Linked DNA regions of Homo sapiens: region 2 is linked to region 1. Evidence: chromatin loops called from intact Hi-C (ENCODE). Cell type or tissue: PC-3. All regions are shown on one strand. Links, peaks and the distances in the headings refer to the core of each region. The heading gives the core; the rest is flanking DNA.

The links. Peaks named below come from ENCODE experiments on the same cell type or tissue, not always from the same donor. Only the 100,000 strongest peaks of a DNase experiment are listed, where the experiment ranks them.
Region 2: it touches region 1 in a loop (3-fold over the local background); 5 of 110 quality-filtered maps call a loop at or near these places.

The regions. Positions count from the first base shown.
Region 1 is chr11:27,199,929-27,210,143 of GRCh38, reverse strand. All of the region lies in intron 2 of BBOX1-AS1 (BBOX1 antisense RNA 1), which reads left to right. It overlaps LOC124902651 (a long non-coding RNA gene), which reads right to left and starts at 7,890. Exons shown (of 2, transcript XR_007062632.1): 1 at 7,802-7,890; 2 at 6,392-6,798. In PC-3, for the core only: a CTCF peak has its summit at 5,392 (motif pointing left); a DNase peak (open chromatin) is centred at 7,993; H3K4me3 peaks cover 728 bases; H3K27ac peaks cover 2,377 bases.
Region 2 is chr11:27,398,641-27,406,640 of GRCh38, reverse strand. The region is part of intron 2 of LGR4 (leucine rich repeat containing G protein-coupled receptor 4); the gene reads left to right. Among named protein-coding and RNA genes, the nearest start is that of CCDC34, 39 kb to the right of the region's middle. In PC-3, for the core only: no CTCF peak of the experiment used is centred there; DNase peaks (open chromatin) are centred at 4,490 and 4,790; H3K4me3 peaks cover 1,533 bases; H3K27ac peaks cover 2,824 bases.

The sequences.
Region 1 (10,215 bases), core at 1,079-9,078:
CTTGAACCTGGGAGGTAGAGGTTGCAGTGAGCTGAGATCACGCCACTGCATTCCAGCCTGGTCGACAAGAGCAAAACTCAATCTCATTAAAAAAAAAAAAAAAAAGGAGTTCACCAAGAAGTGGAGAGATTTGAAGCATTATAATGCAAGAAATTGGTTGCATTTTGAAGGGTACACAGTGAGGTAGAGGCATAGCAAGGGGAAGCCTCACTTCTTGTCTGGGCTACAGTAGCCCTCCATCTTCCTCCTCTTTACACACACTCCAGATGAAATACCCTATATGATGACTCAGAGTCATTAATAACATGACCACTTGTGCAGCCCAAAGATTAGACAGCCAAAGCCAAGAGTCTGTTGTGTTGAAGTGGCTCTGGGTGGGAAGCATTCTCCCCAGAGACTGGGGCAGGGTATGACTTGCCAGGGGAGGGTTTGCAGAATGTTTAGACTGTGACTCATGAAGGTCTTAGATGAATAAATAGCTCTCTTTCTGCTGTGACTGTTGACAGGGCTGGTGACAGCTTACCTTTGCAGTTGCCAAGGAGAATCTCACTCTGATTTTTGACAAGTTCAATTTTCCTAACCAGCTGGGGTCTCCAGAATGGCCACCATGAATAAAGGCCTGGCCAAATATAAAGGGCAATGAAGCAATAGGTAATATTTGGAGGTATGAAATCTGAAGTGCAAACATCTCCTCCCAGCCAAGGAAGAGTCATCATTGGGAAGGGAAGATTAAAGGAAGAAAGTTTTCTGCTTTCTGGATTGGGAAAACAATATCTTGCATCTTTGTGTGGCTAGTTGGCCATTTTATTAATAGTCTTAGAGCTTCATAATCCTGGTGAGAAGAAAGATAGTCCTCTTTCTGGAAACATCTATATAATTTAAAATCTATTTGGCTATAAGTAATAAAACCCTGACGGATAGTGGCCCACACCATATCACTTTGATTATCTCACATAATAGGAAGTCTGGAGATAAGTAGTCTAAAGTGAGAACAGCAGTTCCACAGTATTATTGAGTTGACGGGCACTTTTTCATCTCTATATTTATGTAGGTCATTGATTCTTCTGCCTGTTTCTCATGGTTTCAAGATGGCTGCCGTGTCTCCAGATATTACAACAGTATTCAAAAGTAGACAGGTGACAAGGAGTGGGAGTGTGGAGTGGCAAAAGATCCTTTTCTTGGAATGACTATGTCATTTTATCAGTGAGGAAACAAAAGTATCCCAGAAGCCCTCCCAGCTGATTCACTCTTATACCTAAATGACCACAATATTATTGACCAGAACTGGGTCCCATGACTGCCCTTAGATGCAAGGGAGCCTGGAAAAGTGAGTGTCTGGCAAATGTTAATGAAATAGTCATGACTGACTTAGGTCAATCACGATTTAACCCCCACCAACCCAGGGCTGGCACTTTTCTGTCTTGAATAAAGCTAATGTTTTGTTGGTAAGGAAGAAGGTTGTTGGGGATGGGGCCTGTTTCTACCGCATGCCTTTGGAAAGCTAGTCCAACATTATAGTATGATAATACATCATTAGTACAAAATAAAAAACTAGAAATAGAGGTGTGAATTTGCAGGATTTTCAAGGCATGAAGGTCTTTGAGAGTGTGATGGACCCCAAAGACTGTCAGTATGTGCTAATAGAAGATTGCAGAGAAAAATAACAAGTCACTTAACACACCCATTGTCGTACTCACCCTTTAAGGCCCAAGCCAACTTTGCCTGCTTGTGAATCTTCCCATCCCTTGCAGGTAGAGCTAGCCCGTCCCTCCTCCTTGCTCCCATTGCACTTTTCACATACCTTGATTATACGAATCACCAGCTTGAATTCAGAATCAACAGGTATTTATTGTGTTCCTATTCTGTCCTGGCCCCATGCTTGGTATCTCTCTATGTCAGTTTAGAGTAGACCTTCCATGGCTTCCCCTTGTAATGAGGTAATGGACATTCAGGGATAGTAAACTCAAGTGAATTTTAAACTTAGCTCGTAAGGCCCTTTGTAGCCACTCTGGTTTACTTCTCTTATCTCAACTATCCTGACCACCATCTCTTTAAAACCTGTGTTTCATCCATTCTCTTGACTCATGGAAGCTATCCATTTCTTCTCTCCCTGCTATTCCTTCTACAAAAAAACAATATTCTTTTCTTCTATGCTTGGTCAGTTTTCACTTATCTTTCACACCTTATTTTAGATGTCATTTCCTGGAAATGAGCTAGGTAGGACTGAGCTAGGTAGCCTTTGTCTGTGATCTGTCTTGCCATCTTAGTCTGCTTGCATTGCTATCAAAGAATAACCAAGGCTGGGTAATTTATAAAGAAAAGAGGTTTATTTGGCTTATGGTTCTGCAGGCTGTACAAGAAGCATGGTACCAGCATCTGCTTCTGGTGAGAGCTTCAGGGAGCTTCCAATCATGGAGGAAAGGGAAGGGAAGATGGCTGTGCAGAGATCACATGGTGAGAAAGGAAGCAAGAGAGAGAGGTGAGAGGTGCCAGGGTCTTTTTTAGAAACCAGCTCTTGTGGGAATGAATAAAGCAAGATCTCATTTATTACCATGAGGAGTGGACCAAGCCATTGAGAGGGATCTGTTCCCATGACCCAAACACTTCCCATTAGACCCCACCTCCAACACTGGGGATCACATTTCAGCATGAGGTTTGGAGAGGTCAAACAAACCACAGAACCTGCCCTGCATATCATAATTCTAGTCACTGTAATGTAAGTCCCTGAGTTTCCCAGTGGTGGGACTGAGGTGCATTCATCCCTTCATTGCCAATGCATGGTACAGTGTCTGATCCATCCTGGGGGATATTTGTTGAATGGCTGAGTGACAAAGCTTTTCATCAAATATTTAGTGCCAGATTATGCGTCAGAGCCCAAAGTTGTAGCCCTGGCTCAGAGGAGGAGGTTCCTGAGCACTCAGTGGGGCTGCAGTTGAGTAAACACTGGGCTTGTTGCCTTGTCATGGTGTGACCACAGAAAAAGCACATTCTATCTCTAGGCATAAGCATTATTCTTCTGGGGGAGAAAAAAGAGGAATTAGTTTTCAACTTTTTTTAAAAAAACAGGAAAAGTCCCCTTTGTTTTCTTTCCCAAATAAACGATCACACTGAAAAGCAATCTCAAAAACATAGTGGAGATGATTTGCCTAAAACAAGGGTATACTAAGTTGCTATTTCTGTCATAACAAATTACCACAAATTAAGTCGTTCAAAAGAACACACGATTGGACCGGGCGTGGTAGCTCATGCCTGTAATCCCAGCACTTTGGGAGGACAAGGCAGGCAGATCACTTGAGGCCAGGACTTTGAGACCAGCCTGGCCAACATGACCAGCCTTAGCCGGGCATGGTGGCACATGCCTGTCGTCCCAGCTTCTTGGGAGGCCAAGGCATGAGAATTGCTTGAACCCAGGAGACAGAAGTTGCAGTGAGCCAAGATGGCGTCAGTGCATTCCAGCCTGGGAGACAGAGTGAGACTCTGTCTCAAAACAAAACAAAACACATGATTATCATTTTATAGTTCAACAGGTTAGAAGTCAGATGGGTTTCACTGGGCTAAAATCAAGATGTTGGCAGGACTGAATTCCTTTCTGGAGGTTCTGTGGTAGCAGCCTTTTTTTTTTTTTTTTTGCCTTTTCCAGTTTCTAGAAATTCCACTTTTGGGGCTCATGGCCCTTCCTCCATCATCAAAATTAGCAACATTGCATCTCTCTAATCATTCTTCCACAGTCACAGCTCCTGACCACAGCTGGGAAAGGTTCTTTATTTTCAAGGTCCTGTGTAATTAGATTGGCCCCACTTGGATAATCCTAGATAATCTCCCTGTCTCCCAGTTCTGAACTTAGTCATATCTGCAAAGTTCCTTTTGCCATGTAAGATAACATATCACAGATTCTAGAGGTTAGAACATGGACATCTTTGGGAGGCCATTATTCTGTCTACCACAGGGAGAAAGAAAAGTAAGATGGGTAGGGGCCTTTCTCTTTGACTTTCCCTTCTTGGACAGCCCTTGTGTCTGCAGTGGTCCTAGAAGCCCTAGAGCAGAGTTAAGACCTCACTGGTCTCTAAGATGTATTGTGGCTCTAATGAAAGGGCTAAATAGCTGTAGGACCTTGGAATGTTATTTATCTCTCTGTCTCTTTGTTTCAGTATCTGTAAAACAGGAAAAATTAGTCTATCTAGCTGATAGGGTTGTGCTGAGGTTATAGGAAACAATCTATGTGAAATACTTAGCCCAGTGCATGGCACACAGTAAACATTCAGGAAATGCTAGGTATTTTCATTACTAGGTGCCCTAGGGTCCCTTTCCATTCAAATAGCTGGCTCCATCATCCTAATTTAAAACAGAGCTGCAACAGATGGCATGAGAACTGCTTTTCCTGGGTCATTTAGCCATCACAATAAACTTTTTTTTTAAAGTTTCACTTATTTTCCCTAAAAAACAAAGCACATTTTTGTGCCTGTAGGGTTAAAAACTTCTTTTGTCCTTTTGAGCATCTATAAAATAATGGAAAATATGGTAGGTACCAATGAGAACCAAGAGGCTGGGTGACAGCAGAGTTCTGCTCTGACCAGAAGGCAGTGAGCAGGACCTGGTGTTTATTTAGGAACATATAAAGAGAGCTGAGGCTACAGCTGGGAGACAGTTTACGAAACACAAACACTAGGGAAGTTTACCAAATATTAGGCTTGAATTTTATAGCGTCTGGAAGAAGCACTGTATTCCAGAGGACAATAAAAATCTGGCCTTCTAAAGGTAAATAGTCCCTCATGTCACTTTTGAAGACAGGAATGTTCATGGGAGGGGTCCATTCCTGTTTGAGAGATGCAGGTCTTCCTTCTCTTGTCTCCAAAGCCTCTTGTGGCATCGTTGAACTGGAGCCAATCAGAGCAGGGAGTGTCAATACCCTTAAGTGTGTACTCATCCTTTCTGATTCGATCATACCACTTGGGGGATTCTACCCTCATATGGAAACTCCAAATGTGGAAAAATCTTTATGCACAAAGATGCTTAGTGCAGCTTTATTAGTAATAGCCCTAGATGGAAAGCATCTCAAATTGTCTGTTGTTAGGGGAAGGTCTTGGCAAATTATGGCACATCTTGACAATGGAATAGAAGGTGGCCAGTTCTTACAAGGAGCCTTGAAAGCATTACAATAACTGAAAAAATAGACACAGGATACACATTTGTATATTTAGTCTAATTTCTGTGTTGTTAGGAAATATATCAGAAAGTTATCTGTGGTTGTTCTTAGGTGTTTGGAGTAAAGGAAAATTTTCCCTTCCCCTTTTTATTACTATTTTTCTCTATTTTCCATCTTTTACAACTGAATGAATAACCTAGTGTTTAAACACCTTGGGTATGGAGGCTGCTGCCTGCGTTTGAACCCCGCCCCCTTCTGGCTGGCTGCTGAACCTTTCTGAGTCTCAGTATTCTCTTCTGTCTTGTGGGGGTAATAATCATTCCTACCTTGCAAGATGGATGTGAGCATGAAAGAGATAATCCAAGTGAAGGGCTTGACACAGCACTTTGCAGAGTAAGTGCTCATAAGATGCCAGCTGGTATTGTATTGCTATGTTCGGATTTCATAACTATTTCCAACAAATCTAAAAATCTTAGAGATGGGGCCAGGCGCAGTGGCTCACGCCTGTAACCCCAGCACTTTGGGAGGCCGAGGCAGGCAGATCATTCGAGGTCAGGTGTTCAAAACCAGCCTGACCAACGTGGTGAAACCCCGTCTCTACTAAAGATATTTTAAAAACTAGCCAGGCATGGTGGCTGCTGCCTGTAATCCCAGCTACTTGGGAGGCTGAGGCAGGAGAATCACTTGAACCTGGGAGGTGGGGGTTGCCGTGAGCCAAGATCGTGCCATTGCATTCCAGCCTAGGCAACAAGAGTGAAACTCCGTCTCAAAGAAAAAAAATCTTAGAGATGGAAGGCATCTCAAATAGTCTGCGATTAGAGGAAGGACTTGGTAAATTATGGCACATCTTGATAATTGAATGGAAGGCAGCCAATTGCTTACAAAGAGCCTTGAATATCAAAAGAAACTGCTACTCTCCTACCTTAATCAGTGAAAGACTTACTCCAAAGGTTTATCAAACAAACTTTCTTTTTCCTAGTTCTTAATCACTTATGGTATTTTGGAGAGCATCTACATAGTTAGCAGCTAAAGGCCTTCTGAATGAGAATACCCAATTTTTCTCTTGGGAGAAAAATGTCTAAGACTGCAGCTGTCTCTTCAGTTGCTGACAATCCCTGCTCTTCTACCTTCTCTAAGCATCAGTTCCCGTTCCTCCCATTTTGGGAGGTCTCCCTAGATGATCATCTGTGTATCCACCAACTATGTATCAGTTTGGCTGCACATAAAGAAAAGCTGACTAGAGCTGTGTAAAGGAGTGTGTTAGTCATTTATTGCTGCATAACGAATTATCACAAACGTCATGGCTTAACGCAACATGCATTGATTATCTCGAAGTTTCTGTGGATGAAGAGTCCAGGCACGGTTTAATTGGGTCCTCTGCTCAGCTGTTATGAATGTGTCAGGTGGGCTGCATTCTTATATGGAGGCTTGGCTTGGGAAGAATCCACTTCCAAGCTCATTCAGATGGTTGGCAGAATGTATTTCCTTGCTGCAGTAGGACTAAGTGCCCTGGCTTCTTGCTGATTGGAGGCCAACTTCAGCTCCTAAAGGCCACTCACAGTTCCTAGAGGCCATTTGCAGTTCCTTGCCATGTAGGCTTTCCCGACAAGGCTGCTTACTTCATCAGGTCAGCAGGGAGAATCTCGAGAGTAAGCCTGCTAAGAAGAAGCTTTGCATAACATGACATAAGCAGCAGAGTCACATTCCGTCCCCTTTGCCACACTGGTTAGAAGCAAGTCACAGGCCCTACCCATATTCAAGGGGAGTGGAGCACATACAGACATGACCACCAGCAGGTGGGGATCATGGGGGCCACCTTAGAGTGTCCAGCATAACAAGGAAGGGTTTATTTTTTCATGGTGACAAGGAGCCCAGCACAGGCAGATTGGGGTGAGGGAACGTATCCATGGTGCTATCCATATTTCAGCCTCTTCTGTGTGTTTTGCCATTTTTCACCCCACTTTTTTTTTTTTGTTTGTTTTTTGAGACAGAGTTTCACTCTTGTTGCCGAGGTTGGAGTGCAGTGGCGTGGTCTCGGCTCACTGCAACCTCTACCTCCTGGGTTCAAGCGATTCTCCTGTCTCAGCTTCCCAAATAGCTGGAATTACAAGCACACACCACCATGCCTGGCTAATCTTTGTATTTTTAGTAAAGACGGGGTTTCACCATGTTGACCAGGCTGCTCTCAAACTCCTGACCTCAGGTAATCTGCCCGCCTCAGCCTCCCAAAGTGCTGGGATTACAGGCGTAAGCCACCACGCCCGGCCCACCCTTTTGATCATAAAATGGTTCTTCTAAGTTTCACATCATCATCATTCAAAGAGCTTCAAACAATAGATTCCTGGAAGCCCTACCCAGACACATGGCCCATTGGCTCTTGCATTTGTATCAGTGGGCCATTTCCACCACAAAGACCATTGGGAAACACACACAGTTAATAAACAATATCCACTGTGACCCCAACAAAAATGCCAAATGTAGTTGGCATGTGTCTTTTGACCTTCAATACATGGGCACATGGGTTAACGCTTTCCACTGAGGGCTGGCCTATGAATAAGTTACAAAGCTTGAATGAGAAAATGCATACATAATCATTTGCACAGTGCCTGGCACATGACATCTTCTCAATCAGTGTTGCCTCTTTTCACCATTCCCTACCTGCTCCCCGACAACTCTGATGCCTTTTTTTTTTCTGCGTCGCCCCTGCCTCTGGGTTTAAATGCTCCAAACACAGCAGCACCTCCAGAGTTAAGCACCCTGTCAGGCCGACAAGTCTGTATTTATGAGGGAGGAATGTAATAGCCCCAGCTGGAACCCTGCCAGGGGACTAGCAACTGCAACGCCCTTATTTGCTCTGGGGAGGAGCAGCTTGGAAACTTTTTATGAGATTCCAGAAGCAGCAAGGTCATCAGTTTTATGGCCATCCCACTTCGTTTGTGAATACGGCCTTTGAATGATAATGTTTGGGTTCCTTGACACAAACAAGGCTAGTGTTAGCTCCGTTGGAATGGGAGACAATAAAATAAAATATATTCTGTTCCACGTGACTGCAAGGTGTTCTGAGTAATTTCAGACCCCAACAAACAACAACAAACCAGTTGTACATTCAGAGAGCTTGATTTTTAGATAGCCTCACTATAAAGCCCCTGTGTGTGTCTGAGGCAGGTAATCTGATTTGTCAGGTCACAAGCGAAGCAACATGTGTTTACTATCACACTCATTTCCCAGCCAGCTGCAAGTGTCTGAAGGAAAGCTCTTGGTCAGGCCTGTTTGCTGTGATAAAGTCAAGGCCAAGGAGGAGGGCTGCCTGCTCACCAGGCTCCATGTGTTCTTGTAAATAAGAACTACCCTCTCCAGTGACACCTGGGCATCTTTCTCTAATTGCTCACTGGACCGTGGCTTTTATTACAGTTGAATATTTGCTAGGCTGAGCCCAGGAAACATTCAGCTTCCATTGTCTGGCTGGCTGCCACCGTCTGCTCTGCATTACAGTTGGCCATGGGTACAAGGTCAACCCATTTTTGGGTTTCTTTATTTTGGGCCAGCCACATGGCAGCAAAGACAGAGGCCAGCCTCTGTGTGTGTGTGTGTGTGTGTGTGTGGACTGAGGGGGAGTATGGGCAGAGGAGGCAGGAAGTGGTAGAGAGGCAGGAAGACACTTCATAAATGAATGAAATTCTCCTTTATAGGCACAATTCCTGGTACCAAATACACTTTTGATGAATGTTTGTTGAATGAACAAATGAGTGATTCTATTCATTTAACCAGCATTTATTGAATACCTACTGTTTGCCAGGTGCCTAAAGTCTGATGATAATGCACAACTTTACAAACAAGATTTGTATTCTCCTGGAAAATGAATTGTTTGGGGAGTGAAGAGGATCAACAAATGAATGAGCGAGATGTAATTGACAAATGCCCTATGAAAAACAGGAGTCAGGGTGTGGAGGTGGAGGTGGAGGGGGCTGGGGATGGAGAGCTACTATAGATAGGAGACTTTCCTGAGGAGGTGATATTTGAGCTAAGACTTGAATGATGAGAGGGCACCAGTCATGAGATCTCTGGGAATGCATGTTCCTGGCAGAGAGAGAACACATTTCTAGAAGGTGTAAGGAAGGCTGAAGCTACAAGAGACAGGAAACTATAGCTTACACACTTCAGCTGAAGAGAGGGCTCATCTTTCCTTTAGAATGTGGGCAAAGATCAGGAAATTAAAAACAGAGGTATAAGGAGTAGGAGTAGGAGTAAGGAGTGGTGTTGGAAATAAGAAGTTTAATAGAAAGTCTGCTTTCTGAGCAGGTGGCCCTCTACCTTTGCAGTGAAACTCCTGGGAGCTAGGTTCTATCCCCAAGGCAGGCACATTGAAAGGCTATTCTCTAAAGAAATTGGATGGCCCTAGACAAATGACTTCCCCGTTGAGGAACTTAGGGGATCCCCCTGACTGATCATCCTACAGGGAAGCCTGCTAATCAGTCCAAGGCTCACTGGGGTACACAGAGCTCCCAAGCAGTCATTTATTCTTTGTAAATAATGACAATTAAGCTTCACTAGACAGATGAACAACACTTGCAATAAAAATGAATGAATAATGTTTCCACTTAGTAGACTGCTGACCTGTGAAAGTCTTGCTTAGGGCCTATCAGAGTTAGAGGGACCTTGGGAGTTAGGGAGGTCATTTGGCTTTCAGCTGCACAGAGGCCTAAAGCTTTCTAAGTTGGGCTTTTAACATTGTCTAGAAATGCACACATAGGTTTGAAAGAGGAAGATGTTCATAATTAAACCTATATGCCATTACTGAACAAAATGCCTACAGTATACTGTGAATTAACGTATTACATAAATCCTAAATTAATTTTTGAACAGCGTAAGTACATAGCATGTATTTTTGAACATTAGAAGTATACCTTTGTTAAACACAAAAATTTAACACATATCATAATTTCAAAAACTATTTTGGCATATATATATTTTGTAATTTGCTACAAACCTCAAGGAATAGAAGTAGTCTGCCTGCATACCTGAATCATCTGGACCGAAGTTCAAATGTACCCCGAAGTGTCATTATACACTTG
Region 2 (8,000 bases), core at 1-8,000, 200 kb before region 1:
TGCCTATAGTGTGTCATTTGGGGAGCTCTCAGAGTAGAGATTAAGGGTGAAAACAGATAAATCATAAGGGAGTTTGTGCTAATATGCCGTATAGGCCCTTCTAGAAAACATTGTTTTGTTTTATTTTAACTCATAAAACTCTGTGAGCTATCATTATTCCCATTTTGCTGATTGGGAGCCGAAGCTTTTCATCAGAGAGGTTAAGTAACTGACCCAAGTTTACATAGCTCATTATAAGCTGGGTGTCAATCCCAGATCTGCCTATGCCCCTGTAGATGTGGAGAGGGTGAGGAAGGACTTGCTAGACAATGTATAGTAAATTCAACAAACTTTTGTTGGCTGAACCACTATGTTCAGTGCTGGATCAAATGAGATTCTTGCTTTCAAGGGAGAGGGATAGTATACTCGCTATGGGAATTCAAATTGGAAGGAAAATTACTTCTAGCAAGAAGGAACGATGGCATTTCTGGAGAGCCTAGAGGGGATAGGGGGAGTTATTCAAGAGGACATGTACAAAGACCTGCAGAGGAGCATGAGCAAAGATGGGGACACAGACTGGGATAGGTGGTAAAAATGGTTGGTTTGGTTGCAATTTTGAATTATTGAAAGGAAGTTATGGAAAAGATACGCAGAGCTTAGGGCTAGACTAAGGACATTTTGGCAGACTGAAACAGACTTTAAACTCTTGAGTGACTCTTGAAGTTTTTTTGAGCTAGGGAATGATTTGTTCAGATATGACCTTCAATAAATGTAGTCTCATAGCAGAGAGTTTGAAATTGAGAGAGTTCAGGGAGAAATGAAAATGCCACTGGCAATCGTCTAGGTGAGAATTATGAGAATCCAAATTAGGGCAGATGGGAGGCAGGGATAGGGAGGAGGGCACCTATTCAAAAGATGTTATGGAAATAGAATCAAGAGAATGTCTTGGCTGGGATGATAGGGGTAACATCATTAACAATGAATTTTAAGATTACCAGGAGTCTGGTGGTGCTTTGACGAAAATTAGCAATAATGCAGAAAGAGAAATTTTTTTAGAAGAGAAGATAATTAAATGCTGTTTTTAACATACATGTGGAGTTCAGGTGGGATATGGGTGGAGGCATCTGGAAATTCAGGAGTGGAGTCCAGGATAGAGATCGAAGGGCATAGATTATAGAATAGTGTATCGTGGGTATAGATTTAGGAGTCTTTTATTTTGAGGTCATTACTGGAAACATTAGATTGAAAGAGCTTGCCAAGGGAGAGAGGGTAGAAGAAAAGGGAAGAAGGCCAAAGACAACTCCTTGGGAAACACTTGAATCAGGGTGTGGGAAGAAGACCAAGTGCCGGAGGAGCAGGAGAACTGGGGCAGAACTCTGCCCCAGGAGCTGTGGGAGGAGAGGTTTTTCACAAAGAAATGAGAGATCAACACTGACATGCTGGAGAAAGATGCCCATGACTAGTGAGAAAGGGCCTTGACTTCTTTAAGTATTTTTGGAATCATTTCAGTAAGTTGTTGAAAGTGACTTTGGGTAAAGAAGCTCATCAGGAAACAGACATTTGGGGACTGCTAATAGGTGGTTTTTGGAGAGTGGTTAAAGCTTAGAAGTTGTACTGCATTTGACTGGAGTCTATTGGGTTTAAGAGACAGAAACCCAGCTGAGGCATAATAGAGGATTTATTGTTGCATGTAGATAGAACTAGACAGTCCAGAAGTGGAGTTGGCTTCATATGTTACTGGATCTCGAGGCTTAAAAGCTACAAGAGTTTTCTCATGCTTTCCATTTCTTAGCTTCAGTTGTCTCTACTTTTGTGTTCTGGCTTCATTCTTTCCTGTTGCAAATAGCCTGTCTCCATAGAGTGGGGAAATACACCTTTCAGTACATTGTTGCTTCTAGGCACCCAAAATAAATATCTAAAAGTGTTCCTCACTGCAAAACTCCTAGGGGGATCCTGATTGGCCAGACTGACCTCGTATGCCTGTCCTTGCACCATCACTCTGTTTGAGATGGTATGGTGCAACCTGGGTTTTGGACTCATCCTAATAGGACTGCTTAGAGTTGGGAATTCCCCAAAGGAAGCAGAAGAAAAGAGAAAGGAAGACCTGCTGGGCAGAAAGAAACCATAGTTATTCACTGGCCACTAGGATCTAGGGACTAGGCATACTGTGGGAAACATTTGTTTAATTGGGCCAGTCTGAAATGAACAAAGTATTATTGAAGAATCGTAAGCCCTCAGTTGGGCTTAGATAGTATAAATTTGTAGTGAAACCAACTAGATCTTTAATTTTGTCCCATAGTGCTTAGCAGCCCAGGAACGAAGGTGATGAAAGATGTGATGGACTCAAAATTTGGATTTGATAAATCAGGACTTCATAGGAGACTAGTAGAAATCAAACAGGAGAATCAAGTGGTTCAGTATTATAGTGTTTGGCATGGGGTTCCAAAAGTGTAGCGAGGCAAATGAAACCATGGTTTGCTGGCTCATTTATTTATTTTAATCAATACTGACTATTATTTGGCTAAATATAGTACTGACTGTAAGTAAATGAAAATGTATTTGATTTTCTACTAGCAGGATTCAATTTTCCAGCAAGAAAATAGGCTAAGTCATTCTTTCATACATTGACCACTCTTAGTCAAGCCATGCTTATTCAATACAATAAATATGTGCTTTAGTAGGACCTTTGACTTAGAATTTGTTCATCATTTTCCCCTGTTCACTACCTGTTAGTTTGGACTATATGCATACTTCAAAGATGATCATTTTAGAGATGCTAGAATATTTGTATCACAGATACATTCAGCTTTTTAAAAAAATCATAGTTATAAAAATGCTTAATATAAACTGGACTTTTAAAAAACAATTACAAAAATAAGTGGATACTGTTTTTTAAATCTTGAAGATGTATCATATTTGAAAGATATGGAGCCATTATCCTACTATGGAGAGATAACTATGGTTAATATTTTGTACATGTTTCCAAACTTTTCTCTGAGTATATGTATACAATTTCCTTTAAAAAATAGACTCCTACTATATTTACCACTTATGCTATATCTGCCTTATTATAATTTTACATATTAATACATCTAGTTTTTACCATCATTTAATAAATGCATAGTGCTTTATCATTTGGATGATTCACATTTTATGTAACAAGTCTCTTGCTTTGTGGTGGTGTTATGAACAGCAGTTTTAGAAACTTTCTGTTTTTTTGAGACAGGGTCTCACTCTATTGTCCAGGCTAGAATGCAGTGCAGCTCACTGCAACCTTGACCTCACGGGCTCAAGAGATCCTCCCACCTCAGCTTCCTGAGTAGCTGGCACATGCCACCATGCCCAGCTAATTTTTGTATTTTTTGTAGAGATGGGGTTGCCCTGGCTGGTCTCTAACTCCTGGGTTCAAGCAATCCTCCTGCCTTGGCCTCCCAAAGTATTGGGACTACAGGCATGAGCCATCGCACCCAGCTGTGGAACATTCTTATCCTATCTAGTCTTTGTTTATTGGATGTACTGTCTTTAATTGTGCTGCTTTTATTACAGTGTGGCTTGCCAAATTTAGCTCTTTTCCTAAATTCTTACATTACAATTAGATTTAGCTGTTTATAAGGGAAAACTCCAAGTAACAGTGTCTTTAAACACATCAGGCTTTATTTTATTTACCTGAATATGAAATCTGCAGCCTGGTGACCTGGAGCTGCTATGATGCATCACAAAGTTAGCAGAGACGTAGGCCCTGACATTCTGCTCTGTAGTTGTTTGTGTATTTGCTTCTACGTCAAGATCACTAGATGACTGTGTACTGGAGCTGCAGCCATCAAAACCCTATCCTCAGCAGTAGATAGGATGAAGTAGGGAATAAAGAGGGGCATAGTTCCCAGTAGCCAGCTTTCTTTAAGAAGGCATCTTGAGCATACCGCACAATGCTTCTATTCACATCTCACTGGCTAGAACTTAGTCACATGGCCAAACGGCAGGGGATGCTGGGAAACAGGACCTTTGAGCTGGGTATATTGTTGCCTGGACTAAAATCTTTTCTTACTTTATTACTAGGTAAGAAAAGAAGAGTAGTTATCATTTAGGCAGTTAAGGTGCTTTTGGCAGCAAGTGACAAAACTCAATTAAAAGTAACTTTTAAACAGTAAGGAAGTATATTATCTTACATGACAAGGTGGTAGAACTATTCCAGGGCTGATTTATGGAGTTGCTCAGCCACGTCGTCAAGAACCCAGGGTATCTCCTTACTTTCTAGTGTGCTCTTCCCCAGGAGGGTCTGTACCATCCTGTTATCACTCCACATAGAATATTCAGACAGGAAAGCACCTAGAAGGAGAAAAGGGTCATCCTTCTAATGCGTTCTCATTTAGGAGTAGAGCTGTCTTTCTCAGAAATCCCTAGTAAACTTCCTCTCACTTCATTAACCAGAGCTGGGGTCACAGGTCTATCCCTAAACCAATTACTGGAATGGGACCAGCAGGAAGGGTTAAGGCCAGTTGGTATTTACTCATGGAGCTGAGTCATGTGGACGGGAGGATATTTGAACAAATATAGGCTCTGCCAGGAAGGCGTGAATGGGTGTTAGGTGGGCAACCAACAGGGTCTGTCTGCCAGAGTACCTCTCTATATTCACATTTTACCCATTTTTATAGAGCCATTTTGAGCCCTTTCTGCCATATGAAGCCTTCTCTGATCTTCCTTTTCCAAGCCCCTCTTGCACTCTCTACTTCTCACCACTTAGCAGCGTATTGCATGCCTTGTTATTTCGTGCTTCAAGTGTGTCAGTGTGTACTTATCCCCTCAACTCTATTGACTTTTCTCTAAGGAAGGGCAGGGCCTGTTGTCACACTTCTATATGACCTTGGTGACAGTTACCACATTCTTGAACTTGAAATTGAGGGAGGGGTTAAGACAAAGGATTTCTTCTCATTTTGAATTGATTGATGTAAGAAACCTTATCAGTCTATATAAAAACGGAATTCTGTTGAAGTTTGTGATTAATGAACTGTCCTTATTTAAAAGAAATGAAATGAGAAATGTCCTGGGAAAACTCAATACCTCCTTTGCCATGCTTAGGGTACTTAGCCTGTAGTAAAAACTCAATAAATATTTGTTGGTTGACGTTAGCTGTATTTTTTTTTTAAAGCTGGAACATATTATTTCCTCACATGGGTGGATATTGCATGTGTTTATTGCCAGAGGGTAAATGACTAGGTTGTCAGGATAACTTTGCTCAGGAAGTATAACTGTTGCCTGGGTTTTTACTGATTTACCTCTAAAATAAAGTATTCCATGGGTTCCTGTAAGAAGTGGGAGACGCAAAGGCCAATTCGGTGCAGGTGGAACTTAAAGTTTCCGTGAATTGAATATAAAGCTCTTTAGTAGGTAGAAGAGTTCTAGATGGCCTATAAACCAAGTTTTAGCAGAAACGTACTTATTTTTTGTTAAGCATTACTGCTTTCATTGTTGTGCATTTAAATGGAAATATATAATATGAAATATGTGTGAAATAACTTCTCCCTTCTCAGCAAATGAAAGCTATTCTAAAACCTTGAGAATTTCCATAATAAGGGTTTCTTAATTCATGTATATTCTTAAAACATATAAAATTTTTACATATACTTTCATAAGAGTTATATGAAGATGCAAAAGTCTTCCCTAGTATGTGAAGAAATGGGGTAGTACATCATTAGTTGATATAGGACTGTTCTGATGTGCTTTCTTAGATGAGGTTTATACTGATAGCAACAGTGTCGAAGCAGAACTATAAAGGATGCTATTAGTTGTTAGCCCTCTTTATTCACTAAGAAAGTAACCATATCCTCCGGTCCTCTTGAAGTCAACGGTAGAAAATAACACAAAACAGGCCAGGCGCGGTGGCTCACACCTGTAATCCCAGCACTTTGGGAGGCCAAGGTGGGTGGATCATTTGAGGTCAGGAGACCAGCCTGGCCAACATGGTGAAACTCCGTCTCTACTAAAAATACAAAAATTAGCTAGGCATAGTGGCGGGCGCCTGTAATCCCAGCTACTCAAGAGGCTGAGGCAAGGGAATCGCTTGAACCTGGGAGGTAGAGGTTGCAGTCAGCCGAGATTGCACCACTGCACTCCAGCCTGGGCGACAGAGTGAGACTCCTTCTCAAAAAAAAAAAAAGGAAAAGAAAATAACACAAAACAACACTTTTTTGTTTCTAGGATTTACATTAGTTTATTTACATTGTTTTATTCCTGGGATTTACATTATTTAGGTGCTGTAGGTCTTTGGAGAAGGCACGTAGGAAACAGGCTCACATTCCTTATCTGTTAAAAAAGAAAAACAAAAAAAGCAGGAGGAGTAGGGGGCGATAAGCTTGCTTGACCCATGACACAGGGTGGTTTTGAGGGCCAGTAGGTTGAGTACCCCTTATTTGAAATACTTGGGACCATAAGTGTTTTGTATTTCAGATTTTTTCAGATTTTAGAATATTTACATCGCTTGAGCATCCTAAATCTGAATATCTGAAATTCAAAATACCCAATGAACATTTCCTTTGAGTGTCATGCATGTCAACACTCAAAAAGCTTCAAATTTTGGAGCATTTCAGATTTCACATTTTCAGATTAGGGATGCTCAACCTGTATAATAATAGGATGACGAAAATGAGAAGTACTACACAAATGATAGTTTTTTATTACATATATTGATACCAAATGCCCCTACATGGGAACCAGTGTACCTCTTTCAGTTTTTATTTCTCACAGGAGCCAACATAGTTCTGAACACATAGTCAGCCCTTGACATATTAATAAATATATGGCTCAGGACTTTAAGAAGTATGTATTTTGCTTTTTAAAACAGTTGCCAGCCGGGTGCGGTGGCTCATGCCTGTAATCCCAGCACTTTGGGAGGCCGAGGCAGGTGGATCACCTGAGGTCAGGAGTTTGAGAGCAGCCTGGCCAACGTGGTGAAACCTGTCTCTACTAAAAGTACAAAAATTAGCTGGGCATGGTGGTGGGCGCCTGTAATCTCAGCTACTCCAAAGGCTGAGGCAGGAGAATTGCTTGAACCCAGGAGGCTGAGGTTGCAGTGAGCAGAGATCACGCCACTGCACTCCAGCCTGGGAGACAGTGCGAGACTCCACTCCATCTCAAAAAGAAAAAAAAAAAAAAGTAGTTGCCAAAATTTTGGAGCTTGCTGATTTCAAATTACATTTAATAAAAGAATGTCACTCACATCCTGTTAAATGCCTTAGTTCAGTTTTGAACTAGAAATGCTTTCTCTGGAGGCAGTATCATGGGCTGGTGGTTGTGCCTAGTGTTCTTTACACATATGCGGCACTGTGGTGATCCATCCATTTGAGGGAATAGAATGGCATCCCAGGAGAAGCAGCCTGGCTGTGTTTGGGTACCACCTGTGATACTTCCTATGTGTGTCTTCAAAAGTAGGTATAGAAAGAAACAAGGAGGGCCAGGCCTGGTGACTCAGACTCACACCTGTAATCCCAGGACTTTGGCAGGCTGAGGGGGGTGGATCACCTGAGGTCAGGAGTTTGAGACCAGCCTGACCAACTTGGTGAAACCCCAGTCTCTACTGAAAATACAGAATTAGCCGAGTGTGGTGGTACATGGCTGTAATCCCAGCTACTTGGGAGGCTGAGGCAGGAGGAGAAATCGCTTGAACCTGGGAGGCGGCAGTTGCAGTGAGCCAAGATCCTGCCATTGCACTCCAGCCTGGGCAACAAGAATGAAACTCCGTCTCAAAAAAGAGAAAGAGAGAGAGAGAGAAAGAGGAAGAGGAGAAAACATTGCTGAGGGGTAGATAAATGTTGGTCAGAAGGGAATGGTGGTGCTCGAAGTACTTTTCAGGCAGGACTTGACGGGAGCCCAATGCCAGGCCATCTGGTAACCACCTCTGCAAAGGGAAGGTAGGAACATGAGTGAATGGGAGGCTGTGGTCACTGTCTTCTGGCTTTATTATCTAGTCTTCAACCTCTCCATAAGGGGAAAGGGAAATTGCCATTAGTAAGAAAGCACTCTATTAT